Linked DNA regions of Mus musculus: region 2 is linked to region 1. The links are chromatin contacts, found by Hi-C or POLR2A ChIA-PET in ENCODE. All regions are on one chromosome and are shown on one strand. Each heading gives the region's core, a stretch centred on a gene start or an enhancer-like site at or near the end of the contact. The rest is flanking DNA. Distances are from core to core; before and after follow the strand shown. Region 1 holds the start of Akr1b3 (aldo-keto reductase family 1, member B3 (aldose reductase)). Region 2 holds the start of Akr1b8 (aldo-keto reductase family 1, member B8).

The links. Hi-C counts contacts between places; a loop is a spot of excess contacts on that map. ChIA-PET counts read pairs that join two places held with the same protein, here RNA polymerase II (POLR2A).
Region 2: POLR2A ChIA-PET joins it to region 1 with 72 read pairs in Patski. The contact joins the promoter of Akr1b8 here to the promoter of Akr1b3 in region 1. A Hi-C loop is called at or near these places in 5 of 37 maps with a recorded cell type or tissue (CH12.LX, gastrocnemius, heart and 1 more). POLR2A ChIA-PET finds 5 or more read pairs at or near these places in 4 of 5 experiments (Patski and embryonic stem cell).

The regions. Positions count from the first base shown.
Region 1 is chr6:34,315,858-34,319,372 of GRCm38, reverse strand. Akr1b3 (aldo-keto reductase family 1, member B3 (aldose reductase)) reads left to right here and starts at 1,884. Exons shown (of 10, transcript NM_009658.3): 1 at 1,884-2,033. The coding sequence starts at 1,968.
Region 2 is chr6:34,352,656-34,356,359 of GRCm38, reverse strand. It overlaps Akr1b8 (aldo-keto reductase family 1, member B8), which reads right to left and starts at 2,214. Exons shown (of 10, transcript NM_008012.2): 1 at 2,064-2,214; 2 at 1-104. The coding sequence starts at 2,129.

The sequences.
Region 1 (3,515 bases), core at 635-3,134:
GATCTCATTACGGACAATTGTAAGCCACCACGTGGTTGCTGGGATTTTGAACTCAGGACCTTTGGAAGAGCAGGCAGTGCTCTTAACCGCTGAGCTATCTCTCCAGCCTACTTTATTCTTCTTTAAAGAAGGATATGATACATGCCCAATAAATTTTATAAAGATTATGGAGGCAACAACAGGAGTTACCAGGAGACTATTGTAACAGTGTCTCATCTTTAGTGCCATGATTGATAGGAGAATTCCACAGGTGTGCCTTTCTACATTTGACTGGCCCAGGCAAAATACTGTGTTTTAGAGGGTCAAACATACTTAGTTTATTTTGCAATAACAAAGCTTTTGCTACGTAGTGCATTTCCCTAGCTGGTGATGACTCCTCTGTGATGCCACCTGTCAGTAAAGACGCACACTTCGGTGGTGGTGGTAAGGCCTCTTTTATCTTTTGAGAAAGGATCTCGTTTAGCAACCAGGTTGACTACAACATCTCGGTCCTTTCCCCTTTATTTTCTTAATGTCAAGTAAAGAGATGTGAGCTGCCACACAGAGCAAGAGCATCACTTCACAAGACATCAATCAGCTCTTTGTGTTTGGACCCAGGAGGTTCAAAAGGCAGAGAAGTCTCTATGCCAAGAGGGATTTCACAGAGGACAAGTGGTGGGCGTCAGGTCACCTGTTATCTTACACAAACCAAATCCCCAGAACTAGACTCAAATTCAAATACTATTAATTAGAGAAAAAGTACACCAGAATTTCCACATGCCACCAGTTGTGGGGATTGGTTTTGTTAATAAAACTCAAGTGGAAAATATCTGTTCTTTATAAATTTTCCCTGGGGTGGGAGTGGAGAAGTGCCACTTTTTAAGAGGGCACCGACTGGAAAATCACCAGAATGGGATTTAGAGAGGTGGGGTTCCTGACTCATTACCTTGCAGATGCAGTTGTCCCTGTTGCGTAATCAGGGGGCAACTGGAGCATGACCCAGCAGAAGGAGACTGGAATGAAACAGACCATCACTCAGAGGGGTGTTGGACGAGTGCCAAAATTGCCGTCATAGTTCTTGGGGCAACTCAGATTATTTTAGGAAAAGTCTTTTGTTTTTCTACCTAATACAACTGATTTATTTCGTACCCCCTAACATGGAATCATTGCTGTATGAGAATGGACTTTTCCTACTATGGGATTGTTCACTTTTTTGTTCTCTGACTTTTCACTTTTCCTCCAGAGTTTAGCCAACTTATTATACTGGAACCTTCCGCTTAAGAGTCTTACTTTCCAAAATCACTTATGTGTGATCCAGAGATGAAACTTATGGGAGATCATAGCTTAACGGTTATGGATTTTTGCATCAAGTCTTGTTGAACCAGACTAAACATGTTCAGACACCGGTAGTGGTAGAAAGGTACTACAAACGGGTATTTCGTAGTTCTCTGCAAAACCGGTTGCAATCATTTTAATAGCGGGGATGGGAGTGCTTAAGTACACCTGAAATTTAACTTTTAATCTAAGGGGGGGGGGGAACGCTCTTAAATACACCTGACGCCTATCTGCTCCATCAGATTCAAAGCAAGATGTGTAAGATTCCAGAAGAGTGTCATTCTGAGATTAGAAAAGACACAGACGTCTTCTTCTGGGCTCGAAAACGAAACCAAAACTTCTCCCCAGTCTCCTTATCTCTAGTCTGCTGGTTATTTTCAGAGCTTTCCGTCTGGTGCTACAACAGCGGGCAAACACTGCCACGTGGGGCGCAAGCAGAGCAGCTGGAGAATTCCGTGCCGCTAGGACCTAGGGAAAGAAGCATCCTCGCCGACCCCTTCAGAACCGCGGCATCGACCAATCAGAAGGATCCGTCTCTCAGCCGTGCAACCAATGGCAGGCGTTCTTTCTACAGGCCGTTGGGGCTATTTAAAGGTGCGCGCCCGAGCCAGCGCTGCACATTTGCCGGTCCGGGTTTGTAACGTGCAGCGATCATGGCCAGCCATCTGGAACTCAACAACGGCACCAAGATGCCCACCCTGGGCCTGGGCACCTGGAAGGTAGGCATGCATCAGGGTGCGACCCGCCGCCCGCTGGGTGACCCTGAGCGGCCTGCGCGGAGCGGGGCTCGCGTGGCGGGGCCTGTGAGCGTATCTGGCTGCGGCCCGGCGTGTGGGGCTTCGGGCGAGCAGCGCTCGAGTCCGCGTGGGCGCCCCAGGTGGAGACACACCCACGGTGACCCGGGTGAGAGGGATTGAAGCAGAGCCCTAGATTTGTCATCTGGCACCTGTGGCGCCCCAGCCTCACGAGTGAATTGACCTCACTTGGCGCAGATGTTGCCCTCTCGGGAATGAGCCACTTGGGCCAATGGGCCTGAGATAATTAAATTAGCAGGCGAGAGCTTGCCAGGAACCAGCTTGTTTCTCTGTCCTCTAAGTCTCTGAGTGCAGTTCTTAATGGGTGCGGAACTCCTGGAGAATTAATCTGACTTCCGCGTTGCTGGGTGCCACCCACTAATAAGAAGACTTCAGGCGAGATATCCCCAAAACCTCAACACAACACAGCAGAGTTGAGAAGAGGGCCAGATACATCATAGTGAAATACAAAAAGAAAGAACCGATATTTAAAAACCAAAAATTATAACTGATTTGATTATTTGGCAACTAAGGAACCAATTTTTGGTGTTATTGCTGAAGCAGAAAAACCTAGCTCTTAAGCTACTTGCAGGGTAGTTGTATTATATATTATAGACCGATGCTGTGACCTCGATCTTTAAGAACCTTGAGTATGGTGGACCTGGGCACTTAGACACAGTGAAGGTAAGAGAAAATCAGGTAGGGTTGAATTTAAATGGTTTGAAACCAGACAGAGTCTGTTTCTACCCAAACTACAGTTAAAACAACGGGTAATGCAAATGGAGAATAAGAAACAGGTCATAGACTTGTCTTTCTCAGAACGTGTATCTAAGCCAGTAGATTAGCAAGTGCGGCTTTTGTTTCCTTACAGAGGGTCCTTGGTGACTGCAAAGGTATGATTGAATTACAACCGTGATACCAGGTTGAATTCGGTGTGGTGGAATGATAAGAAAGACGGTTTCCCTGCCATAGCAAACACAGCTACTGGACACAGCACACACAGGCACATGTAACTACAGTAGTTTTATAATACATGACCCAAATTATGGGTAGGATGATGATACTTTAATTCTGTCCCATTTCTCCAAAAACCAAGCTCATCGCTTTAGAAAAATCGTCTCATGGGCCAGCATTTTGAGATCAGTTCTGAGATAAATAAGGAGTAAGCATTCATAAGCCAGTGGCTAGAGCGCATGTGACAGCCTCAGAGAGCTGGGTGTTTGTTTAAAATAACATACATTTGTATGTATAGATCGTTTTGGTTTCTTCTCAGACATTTCTGTTACTTCCCACTGTGCCTGGATCTCAGAATGGATCCAAAAGTCATGTTGAGTTAGGTGGAGGTGAAGAAAATGTCCGCCTGTGTCTCGGGGCCCGGGGAGGTTGGGGTAGAGAGTGTGGAGGGAC
Region 2 (3,704 bases), core at 965-3,464, 37 kb before region 1:
TCTCCCACCTCATTCTCGTTGCAATAGGCATACGCGCAGTCGATATGGCGATACCCAGCGTCAATGGCCGCCTTCACAGCTTCTTTGACTTGGTTTGGGGGAGACTGAAAGGCAATAGAAAAGGCCATTGCAAAGGACACTCTTATACCAAAACCTTCCTCAACAGGCTCCACACAGCCCAATTTCGCCAAATCCCTGCAATGCTGGCGGGTGAGGGACTGGGGAAGAAAACAAACTTTTCAAAACAAGAAGAAAACCGTAATGTTCCCCCGTCCCGTGTTCTATCGGAGATAAAAGTCAGTTTCCATCTAATGTACCCGGTCTTAAAGGAGCTCTTGTTTCTGGGGTGACAGATGCCTGCCACTGCAAGTTGCTGAAAGCCAGACTTAACTCTGCAGTGACCCAGAGGACTTCAGCCCCAGACCGTGATAAGAATGTGAAGAATGGTTGTCTTATGGTAAATCCAGACTTGACCACACAGCAGCTGTGCTCAGGAATGAAGTACAATCGACTTTTTTTTTTAAAGCAGAAAGCCAAACTACTGGGTATGGTGGCCCGTGTATGTAGTCCCAGTATTTGAGAAACAGGAGGATTTTGAGTTTGAGGCTAGCTTGGGGCACATAGCTGTCCCCAAAATAAAACATAAATACGAAAAAGCCTTTCATCACCAAAACAACCAGCCGAACAAAAAACTACTCTTCTTTCACCAAATCTAGAAATATCTTGGTTAAGCATCAAACACAGAAAAGCTCCAGAGAGATAGCCTGCTTCCCTGGGATCAGAAGTGACCCCTAGCGGTTCAGAAGTACCTGGGCCTTCCAATAGAATCTTGCCTGCCAGCATTCCTTCAGATAAGAGCAGACTCTCCCTCTATGATACCACCTCCTTATCTTGACAACAACTCCCTTGTCAAGCGCTCGGTCTAATCTTTGGATTTCTGTGGGTTACTTCTGGTCAGAGTGCTTGACAGCTTGGTAGAAAGTGAAATGTCTAATTTGGAGCAAATTCGAGGTTTTAAACCCAGTGCTGAATCAAAGAGAGGCCCCACCTCTGTCCCATGATCAGAAGAAAAAGACAGTGCAAAGATCGAGAGACAGAGGCTAAGCGAGAGACAGAGGCTAAGCCACCAGGACAAGAGACTCGGACTCCAAAAACAACTCCTCCTGGAGGTGGCTCACACCTGTGATAACCTCTAGAAGCTGAGGCCGGAGGATTGCAAGTTCAAGGCCAACCCAAGCTATAGAATAAGTTCTAGGGCAGCCTAAACTGAAGTGTAACTCCCAGTCGCCAGAAATCAAATAGAGACAGCTCCTGGAAACTAGCTGACCACTGTCCTGTTATCACGAAAGGAAATAAACCCAAGGACAAAGTTAGGAGATGGAACAATGTCAGACTTGTCTCAACAGAAGTGGGAAGGGCCTTGGAGCATTCTTCCAGGAGAGCACACTGCCAGGCAGGATCTGAGCTCAGGCTCTGTCATCTTCCTGCTTAGTTTGATGTGCTCAGAAAATGGTGTAGTGTCTTGGTAAGGTGCAGGTGCCAGTAGCCTGTGCTAGGGTCTGAGACTCCACCTTTCCCCCAGGCTTCCAGGCCACAAGCTGCAGAGTCTTTCCCCCACCAAACAGAGCTAGGTCATTTGGAGCTTTTGGTGTCCTGCCACTGAATAACTCAGCCCTGGCTGTCCTGGAACTCACTCTGTAGACCAGGCTGGCCTCTGGCCTCAAATTCAGAAATTCGCCAGCCTCTACCTCCCAACTTCTGGGATTAAAGGCATGCACCACCACTGCCCTGCTTCAAACCAGCCAAAACTTATAAAACTTTAAGTGTCTCATGAGTTCAGAAGAAAGCTTGTTAAGAGGGTAACTGGCAAGTTCGGGAAAACTTGAAACCTGACACTTCACAGGGATATCTCTGCTGGAAAAAGTCTGTCAGAGCTTTGAGGTCTGAAACAGCACAAAAGGCAAAACCAACTTGTGTTCTGTCTCTAGGGTTCCAAACTCCCAGTAGATGTCATAAAAAGAAGAGGAAATGCCAAGACCAGGTGCCCAAGACTGCGCACTCACCTTCCAGGTGCCCAGGCCCACAATGGGCATCTTGGCTTTGGTACTGAGTTCCACGAACGTGGCCATGGTTGCTGCCAAAATCTTGCTGAGAGCAGATGTCTGTGTCCTTGTTAATGAGACAGATGGAGGCTTTAACGTCCTGGATGAAGAGGCCGGCTCTTACTGCAAGCGCCACGCCCAGACCCCTCCCGCCCCCGCCCCCCCTCCCGCAATGAACCGGAAGTTCATCCCAGTCTTTTGTAAGCTTTTAAGAGTGTGAGTAAAGATTAGTCATAAACCAGAGGGAAATCTCCCTGATGCAGAATATAAATTACTTTGTAGAGCTACTTAGAGGTGTATGAGCCTTAGGCGCATGGGGTGAAAGATCCTTCGAGCTATATTGCTAGCTATGTTTGGGTTTCCACAGTGTGTGGAGAATATGTATGGGTTTCCACAGTGTGTGGAGAACGGTGGAGCCTGTAGGTATTCCATGAGGTTGAGGCAAGTAAAAGTTTTCAGAGGCAAAATGGGAGGCTGCATAAATTATTTTGAGCTAACTGTTGCTGATCACAAAAGATCAATGACAGGGGCGCTTGCAGAGGAGGGGGGAGGGGAGAGAGGGGAGGGAACGGGAGAGGAGAGAGTGTTTTCTGACCCTCTTTTTGTTTGTTTGTTTGTTTAAGTTTTACTCATCTAATTGATGGAAGATTGTGAAAAGCAAATTTCCCCTGTTAACCACTAAGACCTTTCTTTGATAATATTCTTTCTCTCTCCCTCTCCCTCTCTCTCTCTCTATCCCCCCTCTCTCTGAATTTGAAATTTGACAAGTTGTCTAACTGTATAATTATAGTGAGCTTTTACATTTTTTTTGCTTACATTTAAAAACCAGACTTTTGTGATTATATTCTGTTTCACTAAGGACAGCATGAAAAAGAAAGATGCGAGCATAAACATCCTTTTCTGTCACTCGGATGCCATTGCCCGGTGCAGTTTCCTGGGCTCTTCTCAGCCTGTGTCAGCTTCTATGCACCGCACCACATTTTCCAAAGCTGACACCACAAGGCTAGCTTTTCTACACGTTTATAGTGAGTCATTTCAAAATTGCCTTTATGTTAAACATTTTAACGTTGCATTCTATTTTATGGTAATTTATTCTACCATTTCCACTATTCTTAGGTCTCTTGCTGATTTCCAGCTGGTTTCTATTGTGTATAAATAATATTTCAAGAAATATCATTGCAGTGAAGCATTGGGCCTCATTCCCTGGGGATAGATCTTTAGAAGTAGGAATATAGACTCAAATGAAGTTTATTTCAGTTTATCACACAAGGTATAGGTCAAAATTGATTTTTTTTCAAAATGGCAATTTTCAGTCATTTATAGAATAATACATTCTCACCTCCATGTTTATAGTTTTTCAAGAATCATATGTAAATGTTCTTGACTTTTACTTTATTGATATTATAAAACTAATGCATGTCCTCTAGAAAGAAAAACCAGAAAAATCAGAGTAAACAAAAGATTTTACGGGAGTTATAAGAGAATAAAAATTATCATTTTCCAATATTGAAATACTTATCAGCAATAACCTTGGGGTGTAACTGGAATACCTCACTGATTCAAGAAGTCCCAGATCATAGGAGCTCTGGTCTCCAAGGTGAG